Regions from separate parts of the Homo sapiens genome. Here region 2 is linked to region 1. A link is a loop called in an ENCODE intact Hi-C map of the cell type or tissue named here. Cell type or tissue: left ventricle myocardium inferior. All regions are shown on one strand. Links, peaks and the distances in the headings refer to the core of each region. The heading gives the core; the rest is flanking DNA.

What was found. A loop is a pair of places that touch in the nucleus more often than their neighbours do. Peaks named below come from ENCODE experiments on the same cell type or tissue, not always from the same donor. Only the 100,000 strongest peaks of a DNase experiment are listed, where the experiment ranks them.
Region 2: a loop joins it to region 1, with 1.9 times the contacts of the local background. A loop is called at or near these places in 19 of 110 quality-filtered maps.

Annotation. Positions count from the first base shown.
Region 1 is chr5:67,011,368-67,019,707 of GRCh38, reverse strand. All of the region lies in intron 4 of MAST4 (microtubule associated serine/threonine kinase family member 4), which reads right to left. Among named protein-coding and RNA genes, the nearest start is that of MAST4-AS1, 11 kb to the right of the region's middle. RefSeq lists a silencer at 4,393-4,687. In left ventricle myocardium inferior, for the core only: no CTCF peak of the experiment used is centred there; no DNase peak of the experiment used is centred there; H3K4me3 peaks cover 2,712 bases; H3K27ac peaks cover 5,878 bases.
Region 2 is chr5:67,054,681-67,063,020 of GRCh38, reverse strand. The region is part of intron 5 of MAST4 (microtubule associated serine/threonine kinase family member 4); the gene reads right to left. Among named protein-coding and RNA genes, the nearest start is that of MAST4-AS1, 55 kb to the right of the region's middle. RefSeq lists an enhancer at 3,512-4,054. In left ventricle myocardium inferior, for the core only: a CTCF peak has its summit at 3,779; a DNase peak (open chromatin) is centred at 3,830; H3K27ac peaks cover 2,393 bases.

The DNA.
Region 1 (8,340 bases), core at 121-8,120:
GTTTCAATTATTAAAGCTACTTCCCTAAAAAAGCAGAAAGTATCACTTACAAAGTTGCACAACTTATGTCTGAAAATTAAATAATGGTTTTCCCCAAAAGACAGAGGGGAAAGGAAGATGTGGAGCAGATGGATTCATTGTTCCCCTATGGAGAAAAAACATTTCTACACCTTGCAAAAATATATTAATTGGCCTGCCATCTGGCAAGCCTGCTCACATACATAAGGGATAAAGTTTAGATCTTGAGGTTTAACATTTAAGCCTGTGGGGAGATGGTAATTGGAGTGTTTCTGAGCTAGCATTAGTATTTTTAAAGGGAGCATTTCAAGAGAGATCCAAATACAGTTGGAGAAAAACAGGACCTGAAATGTGAGCCCATCCAGGGTCCCTTCACTAGTGTCAATGGGCCCATCTCCACTGCATACCAGGAAGCCGGCTGTGGACATGCCCACAATGGGTGCAGCTGCGCATTAATTAGCACAGCGGCCTCTGGACGCCTTTCCAATGTGCCCCAGGATTTACCATCAACCCGCCCCAGTCTTCTTGTATATTATAGGTTTTTTAAAAATTTCTAGAAATCTTACCATTGCAAAGTTGGGCATTTAAAAGAATCTTATTAAGGGAAAAAAGCAGATAATAAACCAGGAGATATAGTAAAACATCTACTTTGTGGTATGCATGCACACATGTGTGCACACATGCAGACAGGAAAAATATTACTCTGCCAAGTTTGTAATAGTGGTTATGTCTGAGTACCAGGATTTGGGGTGATTTTTTAAAAAATATTTTCCCCATTTTTTTGTCTTGAGCCATGTATTTAAAATTTAGTGTAAATGTTATATAAGTTTCATTAAAATTAAAATATAATAAAAATAGTGGAAGAACATGATAAGTTATTTTGCAAAGCAAATAAGGTACTTGTAATTTATCTTTTGTAAAATACATATTTTCTTCCATCTTCACTTGCATAGAAAAACTCTTAAGATTCCTTCTGGATCTCCATGCTTATTTTCCAACAATCATACTCTATATCTTAAATTACATGTCTTCCAAGTCCTCCACTGTCAAGGCCCTGTTTCCTTCCCCAATAAACACCCCCAAATTATTTTTAACAATTTCCTGCTAGTCAAATCTGTTTATCTGGTTTCTTACAAGTTTTTCATCTATGTAGTATCAAAGGGACTTTTTTTTTTGAGACAGGGTCTTGTTCTGTTGCCCAGGCTGAAGTACAGTGGGACGACCATTGCTCACTGCAGCTGCGACCTCTCGGGCTCAAGCAATCCTCCTGCCTCAGTCTCCAGAGTAGCTGGGACCACAGGCACGAATGTTTAAAATTTTTTATGGAGACAATGCTCTCCCTAAATTGCCTAGGCTGGTCTTGAACTCCAGGGCTCAAATGACCCTCCTGCCTCTCAAAAGTGCTGGAATTACAGGCATAAGCAACTGTGTCTGTCCAAACGAGCTATTACATATTAACAGTAGACCACACAATTTAGTTTGCTTATCTTTCAAGTATCCCATTCTGATGCATTTTTCTGGTACTTCACTTGACAATATCACCATGTAATCTAACTATGTGTTAATCATTTCCTCATAAAAATGATTTTTAAAGAGGATGACACAGTGTACCATAGTATCCTAGATGGAATAGAAAAAGGATATTAGGAAAAAATTGTGAAATATTAGTAAAATGTAAAGCTTAGTTGTAAAATAGGAAAGGAGAGCAAAACAAAATGTCTTATTCTAATCATATATTAGCATTATCAAACTGCTCAATCTATGTAAAATTTTTTGAGGTAATAGAAATACTTGGCCGGGTGCGGTGGTTCACGCCTGCAATCCCTGCACTTTGGGAGGCCGAGGTGGCCGGATCACAAGGTTAGGAGTTCCAGATCAGCCTGACCAACATGAAGAAACCCCGTCTCTACTAAAAACACGAAAATTAGCTGGGCATAGTGGCGCACACCTGTAAGCTACTCGGGAGGCCGAGGCAGGCGAATCACTTGAACCTGGGAGGCAGAGGTTGCACTGAGCTGAGATCACACCATTGCACTCCAGCCTGGGTGACAGGGTGAGAGTCTGTCTCAAAAAAAAAAAAAAAAGAAAAGAAAAAAGAAAGAAAGAAATACTCTATATCTTTCCTTGTATGTTAGCTACATAACTTTGTTAAAACTTATTGAACTACATACCTGAAAAAGGATGATTTTACCATGTGTAAATTGTATCTCAATAAACTTGTCTCAACAAAACAAAACTAACACCTAGTTGCCTGATACAAGTGGTAAACCCTGTGTCAGTACACATCTGAGTAACTCTTAGGCCTAGGTTAATAGTAATAAGACACACTTTCTTTAACCCTTAACAAAGTTCCTAAAGGGAAGACTTCTTTCATTCCGTCCTTAGGTAGGGGCAGCTATTCCTCAAAAACAGCTCACATATTGTATCACCAAAAGCTAAGAGATGGCCAGTAAAGTTTTTCTGTGTGTGTGTGGTTTAGAGAATTCTGGACACAATATTTGTGTCCTTTGTGTGTTGTAGATTATTTATAGTCTATTCTTATGCAATTGTTTTATGTATTACAAAGCAGTTACTTTTTCGTTCTCTAAACACAGCAATTTTCTCAAAGGAAAAGGTGTATTTGAGTGCCATCGAGTCATCTCCTCCTTAAAAACAGTTAGCAATAGCACCTTCAAGACGAATTATTACATTTTTTAAAAGGAAAGAAGCCTATAAGTAAATCATCTCTAAAATCTCCCAACAGATATTTTCTGGCATACCCATTGTATTGCCATCCATAATCAGAAAGAATTTTTGTCCTTTCTAAGGGATGAACTATATGCATTATTACAAGATCGGCATGGATTTTGAAATGTGTAGATAACATATACACTTATGTGAATGTGCAGGATTTTATAATACATACAGGGAAAGCTCAGGAAAATAAGCCTGAGTGCATGGGGTGTTAATCATTCAAAGGCCTGGAAGACAGCAGCTGTGCAGAGCGACACCATAAGTAAAGCTTCAATTTAAAAGCACAAACCCATTTAAATACCATCATAAACTGTGATACTTTAAGATGAGGAAATTACAGCAGAATACATTTACAATTTCCATTAATAGGAAAGAGAATCAGCAGGTAGCAATCTTAAAACAAAGTAAAACCTACTTCTATTTTTCACTCTCTTCCCTCAGACAGCAGCAGCATTTTCTGTACCAAAGATCAAAATTATCAGAGCTCTATATTCTACAAATATCTTTTGAATTGCCAAGAGGGTACTGTCCTATAAAATTAAAAAGGTACTAAAATCTTGCTTTACAAATATTATTTTCAGTAATTAGAATGTTGTTGGAGCTGTATTTCTTTTGGCCATAAGATAGTAAAGTTTTTATCCAAATTCACTACTCACTAGTGGTGAGATTTAGGGACAGTTAAGTAATTTCTCTAATCCTCAATTTTTTCATCTGTATAATAAATATAATAACATATTCTTCACAGAATTGTTGTGAGGATTAAATGAGACTATATCAAACTGTCTCCACAGATATCCTCCCCCTCCCTCCTCCTCGGCTGATGTTGGCAGATCTACCAGTTACCGCATGTTACTCTAATTCTTTGTATTACTGTCTAAAGCCCACTAGATTGAGCTACTTGAAGAAAAGGATCATGCTATACATATCTTTGTTTCCCAGGTGATAATCATAGCCCTGGTCACATAAAAGGTACTCAATAAATATTTGGCATACAAATGAAAAAATGACGTGATGTGATAAATCCTCAGACCCTGTTCACAGAAGCCAAACTTAGCCAAACTAGGTTATCAGGTTATCAGGTTTCAGAGAGTGATTCAGCCTCATCCACAAGCTCCCAAAGCAGTAAAAGGGTCACAGAGAGATGCATGACTCATAAATAGCCCCTCCAAGTATTTGTAAATGTAATTAACTTCCCATGTTTCAGAGGTTAATCGTCCAGCTCTTGGTTTCTCTGTCTTTTGGCCGAATTTATAATCACTTGACTCCTCTTTAGTGCTCCTCTTTAGGCAGCCAAAGAAAAGGAACTGAAAGTGGAGATATATAGCCTTCGGGACTCGGAACTACTCCCTCCCAGTCCAATCCCTAAGATAATCTTAAGAAATTCAGTCTAGGACTAGACGGCAAAAACAAAACAGAGCAAAGCACAAACAATTACTTTTGTCTAATAGCCTTAACATATACTTAAGATAAATACACACCTGAGACTTCCCAACAAAATCCATAAATGTTGGGCCATGAATCCCCTCCAAACATGTTAGTTTCTCTATTAAAAAGCTTTGAAATCAAACCTGTTAAGTGGCTGAAGGAACAGCTACAAGCCACTGCCTGCTGGACACACCTATAAGAATGGAAGGTTTGAAAAGCAGGGGTTGTTTCTTCAGCTCCAGGCTGGGCATGCCACTTACATGGGAACTAAAGAACTGGCTTAAAACGAGGACTATAATCTTTCTGGAACAATAGGTCATGACGAGCTTCCTTAATGCCAAAATAAGTGTTTAGAAGTAACTTCTGCTAACTGAAAAAAAGTATAAAGGGCATATATATTTACTCTGGCTGGAATACAACATTTCTGAATATGTTTATCAGTGCCAAGAGTCAGAACCCTTTTCCCTCATGGATTTCCAACCTGGGACCCATTCCATGGAATGTCTCTATATCCGAGAAATGGCATAAAGAAGTTGTATCATATTAATAGCTAACCAGTTCAGTATCTGTTCTCTTTGACCTCTAAATCACCCTAGATCTGATGTGAGAAGGTAGACTAATTGTAAGGTTAAATCTCAAAAGGTAAGAAAAACCACAATTGCTCTTGATTAAAGAGCTTCCTCTACAAGAAGCCATCAAATAATACATAATCACAATGTTATAGAAAAATGAAGTCTACCTGCTAAAATGGCATTTTGGCCATGGCTATGCTGGTAAAATAGCATTAAAAGCAGTAAGATCCAAGAACTGGACTGAAGAGAGCAGGTCTCTGATCTTAAGCCTGGATTCCAATGTTAAGAAAGTCACTATTGATTTTTCACTTTAAAAATCCTTGATTTCAAAGGCTAACCTGCCTGAACTTCACAGGAGAGAAGGCATCTATTGAGAAAGAATGCTACAAATAAGTTTTACAGGCCACACAGTAAAAATACGGCAACTTTTATTCCACGGTTCAAATACGTAACCCCAGACATCAAATCCTAAAACATATAGGAAATTATGATTCATACGCTTAGAGGCTTATTTTGCAGAATCCATAACAAGAACTATTACCTAAAGCACCCAAATTATCCCACATCTGTTTAGCTCCACTGGTCACTAAGGCCATTTGACATCAAAGATGAGAAATCCTTCTGCTTAGGGACCTACTATGGAAATGCGAACTTAAAATCATCCATTCAACTTGCCAAGGCAACTGATGTGCCTATCAATTGTTTTGCCACATGCCTGCCCTTTGCAGTGGTTGAGCAAGCCTAGGTTAATTTTACAATAAACCAGTTTTTGGGTTAGCAAATTACTTGTGTTTATCTGGAAGGGTACTAGGATAGGGAATAGTTAAGTAGATAAAATCAGTCCTTACATGGAAAAAAAAAAAATCTGACATAGCTTCAGTAGCTCCAGTACTTAGTTCCTGATCTAGGTAATCTATTTGGAAAAGTCTTTGATTTTTGTATCAAAAGTCTTGAGATTAGCCAAGTGAAAGTAATATTTTTACAGGAATTATATCTCAAGTTCCAAGATCAACAAGCCACTCAAATCAGACATAAGAAATAACATTACATAATAGCCACTTAATGCCTATTGTTTTACAGTAACAAAGGCTTCATTTACCATATTTCCTCGAGTGCTTTATTCAGCTGGCAGTTTTTCCCATGCCAAACATAATTTTTTCCCTCAACCCCTTCATACATCTATAAAAGTAAAACATTTTATACTTATACTTTTTAAATTATTATAATTCCCAATTTAAATATATCCATCCTATTGCATTTTAGAAAACATTAATGTGAAAGGGGCATAAGTGATTTTTATGTAAGCTATGGATCCAGTGATTTTCTACAGATTTCATAGCTGAGAAATTTGTCAATGACTACATAATATTCCAATAACGACTCTTAAGGAAGAAACCCAGTAAAGCGTGAGACATAAACATACACTGTAACATTTAAAATTAGATAGAATAAAGCATACTTCTTTACAGCTTTTATTTTGTTTGATAGCTTCAACAAATACTCATGTGGCAAAATGGGCCTGGTAAATCCATCAGCTTTCTTCCCCTTCTAATTCTATGACCCTAAGAGACCTCAGCAAATTTCACATTTTCAGTTTCTCATTCCCTCCACCTAGGTTTTTCACTCAGAACCCAATATACTACCTCTAAAAGATACTGCCACTTGAACTTCCATGTCAGGTTAGAAACTTTCCAGGGGCACAAGGTGCTGGTACTTACTTTGAACAGCTAAAAGCTTATTCAAGAACTTCAGAATAAAAATGGTGGTTGGCCTACCAGATGTCAAGATCTGCATTTTGCTTGTACTACTGCCTGCAATTACAGTTTGCTAAGAGCCCCCAAACTCTGACAAAATCAGTCACTGATAAATGTAGGACCACAAAGCAGAATGTAAAAATTCCCAGGATTCTATAATAAAGTAAGCAATGGGGTGCTTCAGATAAGAGATATACAGTAATGACTGCCTATTCTTCTTACCAATCTATTTTACCTTCAAGTACTGATCAAAGCCTAAATTCTCTGCTATGGTCTTTTTTCTTTAAAATAAAACCATGATATGTCAGTTGTGATATTAGTATAATTACCTTCTCAAATAGGCATGTCCAATAGACATTAATGTAGCTAAAATTCCCACAGGTCCTTTTATTGTATTAATAAGGTTTAAGATCAACATTTTCAGAATTTACAACCAAGTTCCTAGTGGAATTTTTTTCTTTTCTTTTTTTCTATCTGCCTGGAAATAAGGACAGTACCAGAACTACAATGTATGAACTTTTGAGATCTATCTAGTTACAAAATGTACCACATTATCACAAAAACCAAGTTCCTACTGATAGAGACTGACTCTACTTTTAGTAGACAATTTTATGCACACTTTGTATCTACTTTCATCTAGGTAGCCCCAGGACCATTTTAATATCTTGGCTCTACTATGTAAGTTTCAAAAGGATTACTCAGTTACCATGATGTCACTCCCAAATGACTAGTTACAGGTAGTGAAGACAGCTCAGATTAACATAACATGCTTACTCACACTAGAGATGGGTGTGTATGGAGGGTGAGGCTGGGGTCCAGGGCCTCCAGTTTCCATCTGTGTGAGACACCAGCTATTTCCATTTCAACCAACGGAAGAAGGACTTTCCCAAATTATTCAGATAGAGTCCTATTCCAAGCTTCCTCTTCTATGGGCCATCTCCACACAGGAATTCAAATGATTCCTTGACCCCAACACCTGTCAATCTTTAACCCAGAAGGCAAATGGTCTCTATCTTGAAGCTTACGATTCCTGTTTAAAGGTATTACTTGAGCTTCTGATAACAGGATAGATGTGTAAAGAGAAGCAAGCAAAACCATTAGAGAATATAATGTTCTACCCATCACTGTGCACTTATCAATATACTACTCCCACCACTGCCTTGAGTGAAGACACACACAGAAACACACTCTCTCTCACACACACACAATAGCAGTGAATAGACCATGCCTCCCCATGCAGCATATGCTCCATAATTCTTATGTTTTATTTTTAATGAATTTCTTTTGAAATCTACTTTTTGCACTCTCACACATTTCTCTCTCCCTTCTCTCTCACTCTTTCCTCGCTTCCTCCCTCCCCCTTGTCTCACAAAAGACCTACATATTCCAGGGGCAAAACAGTCTGTGATCTCCTACTGTAAGTTTCACACTAGAAGCTAAAAGCAACATTTTTGAACTGTGCATATTTCTGCTTCCATCCTTTGTATCTGGTAAGCCTTAGATGCCCAGAATCTGCGAATGCTGCCACAGTTGGGACAGCCAGGCTCTCAACAGGAGCCACTCAGCTGCTGGAAGCTCTGGGCTTGGAGCTCAGTTTTCTCCTCTGCTCTAGGGGTATCCCTGACCAGGCTGGGGGAGAGGCGGTCAGGAGCAAGGGCAGCCCAGGTTACTGGACGGCGTCATGGAATATTAGCAACGTGAGAGCTAACTAGAAATGACAGAAGGACTGAAGGGGCAAGCCCTGCATGATTTGTAAGTCTGTCCTGCCTGCAGAAGACACAGTCAAGAGCATAAAGAAAGTACAAGGATGAAAGGAAGCAACTACGAAACAGGCCTGG
Region 2 (8,340 bases), core at 24-8,023, 43 kb before region 1:
AGTGAAAAAGGTTTTAATAAAATTAGATGATTCCAAGATGATGCTCTACCCATGGCTGACTAAAGGAATCACCTGGATAAAGTTTAGCCACATGATTTGCCTATTTTACCAACATAAAATGACACTCTACAAGGAGGACAGCAAGGTGCCCTAAACTGAAGATAAGGTTTTACAAGTTGATTTTGTTGAGACTGACATATTTTTTTTTAAAAAGGAAATGTATGATGTCAGAAATCCCTTTGAAAAAACAAAAAAGAAAGTTAATATTATTTTAAAGAAACAGTGGTTATGTGGGGCACCAGGAAACTTAATTCCTATTAAGGCTAACAATTAATTTGTTATGACTCCATGAGCACCTAATTTTCCTTTGTCCTATTCCCTAAATTTAAAGAGGCAAGGGAACTATTTGTCTTGTACTATCATGTCTATGCAGCTAAAGGAGGTCATTGCCTTGCTGAATGAACATTTTTATTAAAGATCTATAAAGCAGGTTCAAACATTTGGGAAATAATATTTCAAGCATGGAAAATCTGCTGAAGGCTTTTGAATGAAAGTCACAAAATAAACACAACAAAGGCAATATTTCACTCAGGGCCATGTCTCCAGCCTCACATTTTTTTTTTTGGGGACCATCTTGCTCTGTCGCCCAGGCTGGAGTGCAGTGGCGTGATCTCGGCTCACTGCAGCCTCCGCCTCCTGGGTTCAAGCGATTCTCCTACCTCAGCTTCCTGAGTAGCTGGGACTACAGGTATGTGCCACCACGCCCGGCTAATTTTTGTATTTTTAGTAAAGATGGTTTCACCATGTTGGCCAGGATGGTCTGGATCTCCCAACCTCGTAATCCGCCCACCTCAGCCTCCCAAAGTGCTTGGATTACAGGCGTGAGCCACCGCGCCCAGCCCAGCCTCATCTTATAAAGAGAATTCTTTCACTGGCACCTAAAGATCATTCATCTCTAATGACTAAATTGTTCTCACCAGCAAACTAAAATTCATAAGTAATAGCCTCTCCTTTGAGCACTGCATGAAAATCTGATGGTACCACAAATACCTGAGCAGAAAGGTGTGTGTATCAGTCAACTCCAGGAGTCTGGGGAGGTGGAAAAAACTGTTGTAATGCCCATTTGGCTTACAGACTTCCTTCCTTTGTAGGCTCACCAATACAGTTTAGAAAGAATTCAGATTTTTTTTTTTTTTTTTTGCCCAAGAACTTCTTCACTGCTTAGGAAAACCATCATCCTATACTGACAGACTAAGAGTATGAAAAGGTAAAGAAATGCGTCACTGGTGCTGAACTTGTTAAGCAGAAAGAGGGAGGGGAAGCAATGAGATCAGAGCAGGAGATGCTGAGAGCAAGACCAGTCTTGTCAAAAAAGCAAAACTCTGTACAACTATACATAACAACAAACTTGGAAGAAATCAGAAGAATAAAAAAAAGACTGACAGTTTGGACCACACATACATGCACAAAATGAAAAATAATAACTTCTATTAGTAAAAAAAAAACCCTCACTGTTATAAAAAGGGAAATGGCAAATTGAAAAAGGATACTGGTGAGATTATAAAAGATTAATATCAGTTCTCACTTCTTATAAGCCAATAAAATAAAAATTAAACAAAAGAGAGGGACCAAGGATAAAAATAAAGGTAAATAACAAAAGGAGATACAAATGGTTAATGAGTATGGAAAATGTCTAAATCCCATAGAAATAAAACATGTACATTACGAATAGTAAGATATTATGTTTGGCTTGTACTGATGGACTCTTCAACACTGTACTATTTGGTGGTGATAAGGGGGGAACAAAAGTTTCAACATAGGCATTTCAGTCACATGTTCAGATGGACACACACACACACACAGAGTACATACAGGAAAAAAGACTGAAGAATACAATAAACTGGTAATAGGGGTTATCTCCAAGTAATGGGTTAATAGAGGATTTATATTTCCCAGGTGATTTCTTGTATATCTTACAAACTATTAGCTTTACTGTTATAATCAGAAACTCACACTTTTAAAGCAAACAAGCCTTGAAGATTAGAGTCATGGCAACATAGCCTATAAACTCTCTTAAAATTTTAAAACGAAACAGTCACACGCCTATTAGTAAACAAGTAAGTGCTTGGTTGGCATTATGTGCCAAAATTTCAGGTTTTACTAAATCCCTTACGGCCCAACTACACATCTTCCAAGGTTAAAGTCCTGGGGCAGTAGAATATTACAAAGTTTCATGCTGATATCAAGGATGGCACTGGGTTATAATAGTGATACTCCCTACTTTGGGAGGCCGAGGCAGGTGGATCACGAGGTCAGGAGATCGAGACCATCCTGGGTAACATGATAAAACCCCGTCTCTACTAAAAATACAAAAAATTAGCCAGGCGTGGTGGCAGGCGCCTGTAGTCCCAGTTACTCAGGAGGCTGAGGCAGGAGAATGGTGTGAACCTGTGAGGCGGAGCTTAGAGTGAGCGGAGATCGCTCCACTGCACTCCAGCCTGGGCGACAGAGCAAGACTGTCTCAAAAAAAAAAAAAAAAAAAAAATTGTGATACTCCCAGGAGTATCTCTGGCACACTGGAATATCTGCTTACCCTGTTCTACCCCAGACTGTCTTCTCTGAATTCATTAGTCTGCCTTGTTTATTTTTCCCTATCTCCACCTTATTGCCAGACTATTAACTTTCAATTATTTGCATTAACATGCCTGTTTATAAAACCATTGCCTTTACCACCGTCCAATTTAGTATCTCATCTAATGAACGAGTTGCAAGATTGAGGGGAGTGGAACTGATATAGCTGAAGCGCAAGGTGAGCAAGTTGCAAACAATTCTCATGTATGGCTCAAAAAGAGACTCTAAAAGAAATCAAAAGGAGAAAGGTCCTTAAGAGTTGTCTGAAATAATGAAGATATTCTGTTTAAAAAATGTACATGATGTCATATAGTTTCTCCTTGGAAACCCTCTAAGTTACAAGCTGAGTTTTATTTGTTAAGTCAAAGCCCCATGGGTGGTTGTGGGGTGGGAGGCAGAGGAGATAATGAAGGGATATGCATGAAAATGTTCACGTGATTCATTTTGAAGAGTGGGATTCGGGATGTTTTGTTTTGTTGCCCAAACCCCATGTGCCTACCCGAAACAAGCAGAACACAGCTGCATAAATACAGTGGTGACTAACCCTTAAGAAATGAAGTCTCTTTGTAACCTAAATCTATATATACACATAGACAGAGATTTAGGGATATTTCCTATCTTTAATAACTCCTAAAATTGCCCAACAGAAAAGTGAAACTCCTTTCCATCCTTCCTTACAGAAACCCTTTTAAAAATACATCAAAGTAGCCACCTGCAAATTCATAGTAAAACAACTTTTGAAGACACAGAAAATAGGTATTTTGGCCAACAGGGCTACATTTGCTACCTAAGCACTTTAAAAGCCTGGAGTCACTGTGTCTCAGTTTTTATCTCCTTTTCCTCTGTGGCTCATCCTCTTAAGTATCACTCTTAGAGCTCCTACTTTTACTCATTTAAATCAAAATACAATATGAAGTGTTACTGTGGTAGGCAGAATTCTAACCATGGTCTCCTCAAAATTCCAGTCCCCTAGTTATTCAATCAAAAATGAATACTACTATGAAGAGATTTTTTTAGCTGTAATTGTCCCAAGTCAGTTGACCTTCAAGTATAGAGATTATCTGAGTGGGGCCTCACTCAACCAAGTGAGCCTTTTAAAAGCAAGAGTTTTCTCTGGTTGATGGAAGGAGCAGCAGTCAGATTTGAAGTGCGAGAATGACCGGATATGCCCCTGCTGGCTACAAGATCGCAGAGGGCAGCCAGCCTCTAGGAGCTGAAAAGCAGCTCCTTGCTGATAGCCAGGGTGAAGCGGGGAACTCAGTCCTACAAAGGCAATGACCTAAATCTGTCCACAACTGCATGGGCTTGGAAGTGAGTTCTTTCCCAGCCTCCAGGTAAGAGCCCAGCTCAACCAACACCTTGATTTTGGCCTCATAATACCCTGAGCAGAGAACCCAGGCGAGCCTGCCCAGACTTCTGCCCTGAAGAACTGTAAGATTAATAAATGCATGTTGTTTAAACCAGTAAATTATGAGTAATTTGTTACTACAGCAATAGAAAACTACTGCAGATATTATGTTGTTTTCTTATGGGTTTTATTTTTACAGCCTTCTTTTTATTAGAAAGGCACTATGTGCTAATTTCCCTACTTTCTTATTCGCTAAACAATTAACAGTTTCTCCTTTCCTTTTCCACAAATTTCTATGACTATGCATGAATATACAAGTGTGCTTTCATCTGTGTATACACACTCTAAAACACAGATGCACATGAAATGACAACATGCAATGTTTTCACCTAACAATGTATCTTGTGTATCCTTCCAATACCAGCACATGAAAGCCCACCTTGTTCTTTGTAACAACTATGTAGTGCTGGGTTACACCCCTGAATCATTATTTACTTAACTAGTCCATTACTGAAGAAAAATTTAAATAAAAAACTGGTACCTTTCCATTTGCTAGGTACAAAAGCCATGCTATACTTATAATTTTCTGTTATTTTATGAGAATATCAGTAAGATAAATTCCTTTAGGTTAATTTGCCGGGCAAAAGGGTAAACACATTTGAAATATTCACCAATACTGAAAACCACTAACCAAAATGGTTACACTAATTCACATCAACCCTTAGATCATGGGAAAGGGACCGCTTTCCCATATCTTTGCTATCACTGAATTTTATCAATTAAAAAAGGTTTTTGACCCCATGCTAGGTGAATGATACTATCTCCTCCACCCATGGTGGAGTTCAGTGGCACCATTATAGCTCACTGCAGACTAGATCTCCCCAGCTCAGGCGATCCTCTCACCTCAGCCTCCTGAGTAGCTGGGACCACAGGCATGTGCCACCATGCCTGGGTAATTTTTAGAAATTTTGTAGAGATGAGGTCTCACTATGTCATCTAGGCTCAAACTCCTGGGCTCAAGCAATCCTCCTGCCTCAGTCTCCCACAGTGCTGCAATCACAAGTGTGACCACTGTGCCTGGCCACTTTTTTTTTTTTTTTATAATTGCAATGACATATCATTTCATGTTTTGTTGGCTATTTTTTCCTTATGTCATGCTATTTGCACCTTTTGCCCATTTTTCTATTGGTGCATTCACCATTTCATATCAATTTACACAATTTCTTCATGTAAACTGGCAATCAGTCATGGGCACAAACATTTTTCATACTTTGATTTCTTTTGAGTTTGTTTTTGATACAGAAATTTTCATTGTAAGAGAGGTACACTAGTCTTTTCCCTTTGAGACTTCTGGATTATTTTTCATGCTTAGAATCTTCCTGGACATAAGAGCCTGTGATTTTCTATGCCTTCTTTTCTTTTCTTTTCTTTCCTTCTTTTTTTTTTTTTTAATGAGACTGTGCTATTCACTGTTCTTTTAGGAATCTCTGGCTCCCCACAAACACTATTTTGTGAAGACATGCTCCAGACCACTGTGTATGCCAATATCTCTTTCTCCCCAGAGCACTGCTGACACCCCTACACAAATTAATGTCCCCATCTCTACTGATACATCTGATAGGTACAAACGATGTGTCCGTGATGACTGGTGGGGCTCATGTAATCCCCACCTAAGAAAAGTAGAAAGTGCAACTTTATCTTTTAGGTTAATAAGTGCTGAGAGATGGAGGTTTTTCCTTCTCATTTTGATGGAGATGCCTAGAAAACCTCGCCTGACACTCTTTGTCCAACGCAGGATAGAGAACATAGCAACAGAAAGGGTGAGGCAAAAGGCATGGCTGGTGAAGAGGCACTGCATGTTATCAGGATGTGGGGCCTGGTCCTGTATCGTATTCACATGTTTTTCTTCTTTTTATACAGAAATAGGAATCTACCAGACAGTAATAAATGCCACTTCTCACAGAAAGTCTGACAGGCTTCCACTGCCTCTGAGAGAACAACAACATGTTGGCTCCATAACATAAAGAAAAACAATGCTGGGTGCGGTGCGGTGGCTCGTGCCTATGATCCCAGCACTTTGGGTGGCTGAGGCAGGAGGACTGCTTGAGCACAGGAGTTTGAGACCAGCCTGGCCAACAGGGCGAAACCTTCTCTCTACTAAAAATACAAAAAAAAAAAATTAGCTGGGCATGGTGGCATGGCCTATAATGCCAGCTACCCAGGAGGCTGAGGCATGAGAATCTCTTGAACCCAGGAGGCAGAAGTTACAGTTAGCTGAGATCGTGCCTCTGCACTCCAGCCTGGGCAACAGAGGTAGGTTTTGTCTCAAAAACAAAAACAAAACACTCTTAGAACCTGAATGACAGGCTTCCCTCTGCCCATTCCTCTGATTAAATTCTATATTAATGTTGAAGGAGAAAGAACTTAAGCTAAGTCTATGAAAGCAAATAAAAATAATTAAAAGGATCATTAAAGTCTTCACCACGTTCTGTCGTCTCAATATTAGAAGTGAAGAAAATCACAGCTATAAAAGATGAATCAACAGGCACATAAATGATGGTGAAATTGCTATAAATACTATAAAGAGGAGCGAGATTAAAATCTTTAAATCGCAGAATTATATACTAAAAAACAGAATCATCATTCACTTAGCATCTAGCATACACTGCTGCGCACTGTGCTGAGTGCTAGAGTAATGTCCCAAGTAAGGTATCTGGCACTGTTTGACCCTCTGTAGGATTTTAATGACAGGGTGTAATATCAATCTCACAAACAGAAATGGTAGTAATAGAAGTAATGTATCCTCATTACGTAGCCTTGGAAATACAATGTTACCACTGCTTACACCCGCTCCCTAATTATATCCCTCTCATGCCCTCTCAGAGGTAACTACTATCATGAAATCAATCTTTAACATTACCATGTTTTGCTTTAGGCTCTTATATTATAAAAATACATAAAATATAATACAGTGAATATATAGAATATAATCATATTATAGGATATATAATATATATCATGTACATATATATATATATATATCCCTAAACAAAATATTGTATGTAGCATGTTAACTTTATATGAAAGGCTTACATAATATTCTTTTGTGACTCGCTTTTGTTGTCCAACAATATATTTGAGTTTCATCCACGCAAATCTGAGTAGTGTTCACTTCTTTTCTATGTGCACAGTGTGTTTTGGATATAACTATGCCACAATTCATTTATCCATTTTCCAAGTGATAGATCGTTAGGTTACTTCAAATGTTTAGCTATTACAGATGCTGCTGCTATGAGTGGTCTAGAACTTGTCTTCATCTGTGTAAGAGCTTCTCCAACTCTAAGGTTTTACCTGGGAAAGGCCTTTCTAGATGTTAGTGGTCATTTTACAGTGTCATAATTTTATCTATCTTTTACCTTTTTACTTTACCACCTTTAATTCCTTTAATTATTTCTACAGAGAAAATAAAATTTCACTCCAAAGGAGCAACTACTTTTCTCTCCCTTCTTCTCCCCAGTAATATAACAGACAACTCCCAATCTCAACTTGAAAGGCTCCCTGAGCTTAAGAACTGCTTTCTGGGTGAGAGTGGTAGCCCTGCATTTAAGGTCAAGATCATCTGAGAACACATGAGTATCAAATTAGAGTTTTCACAAGAGTACAGTGAAGTAGGGCTAAGAGCTCATTCTTCTAACCTTCATCCTTCACAATCCTGAAGATACCTTCCTATAACACAGATCCTCCTCAAAACCCTTGAAAGGGCTTCAAAGTCAAACTTCCTCCCACTTCCTGACCTTCCTCTGCCTTTCCATCCTTATGTTCTCTTAATGAAGTACACACATCCCCACACTCTAGCCATACACTGAGAATTCCCTTTCTCTCACTCCATCTCTACCAGCCAACAAATTCTTGCTCATCTTTCAACATCTTGGGCAAATGGCTCCTTTAAACTCTTCCAGACTTTCTTTATTGGAATTAACCCTTCTCTTCTTTGCATCACCATGGATAGAACTTTGAAGAAAAAAAAAAAAACCAGCATATAAAGCAGTTTTCATTGTCTAGTTTTTACAGTACTGTTCTAACCTTCCTTATAATTCTATAAAGTACTTGAGGCCAAAGGCTCTCTCTTAAATCTTCACTGTCCCTAAAATGACCATCACAATGTATTAGACAAGTTCAATTTTAGGGAGAAATATGCTGAACAGTTCTTAACATTAGTACTTTTCATATGAGTTATCATGTTTACATTTCCCAAGGATATTCCTAACATGGAAACCATGTCTTGTATCATCCAGGCATTTAGAAATGGAGAAAGAAATAATTAAAAAGAGACCCCATATAAAAAGGAATTCTGTATTTTA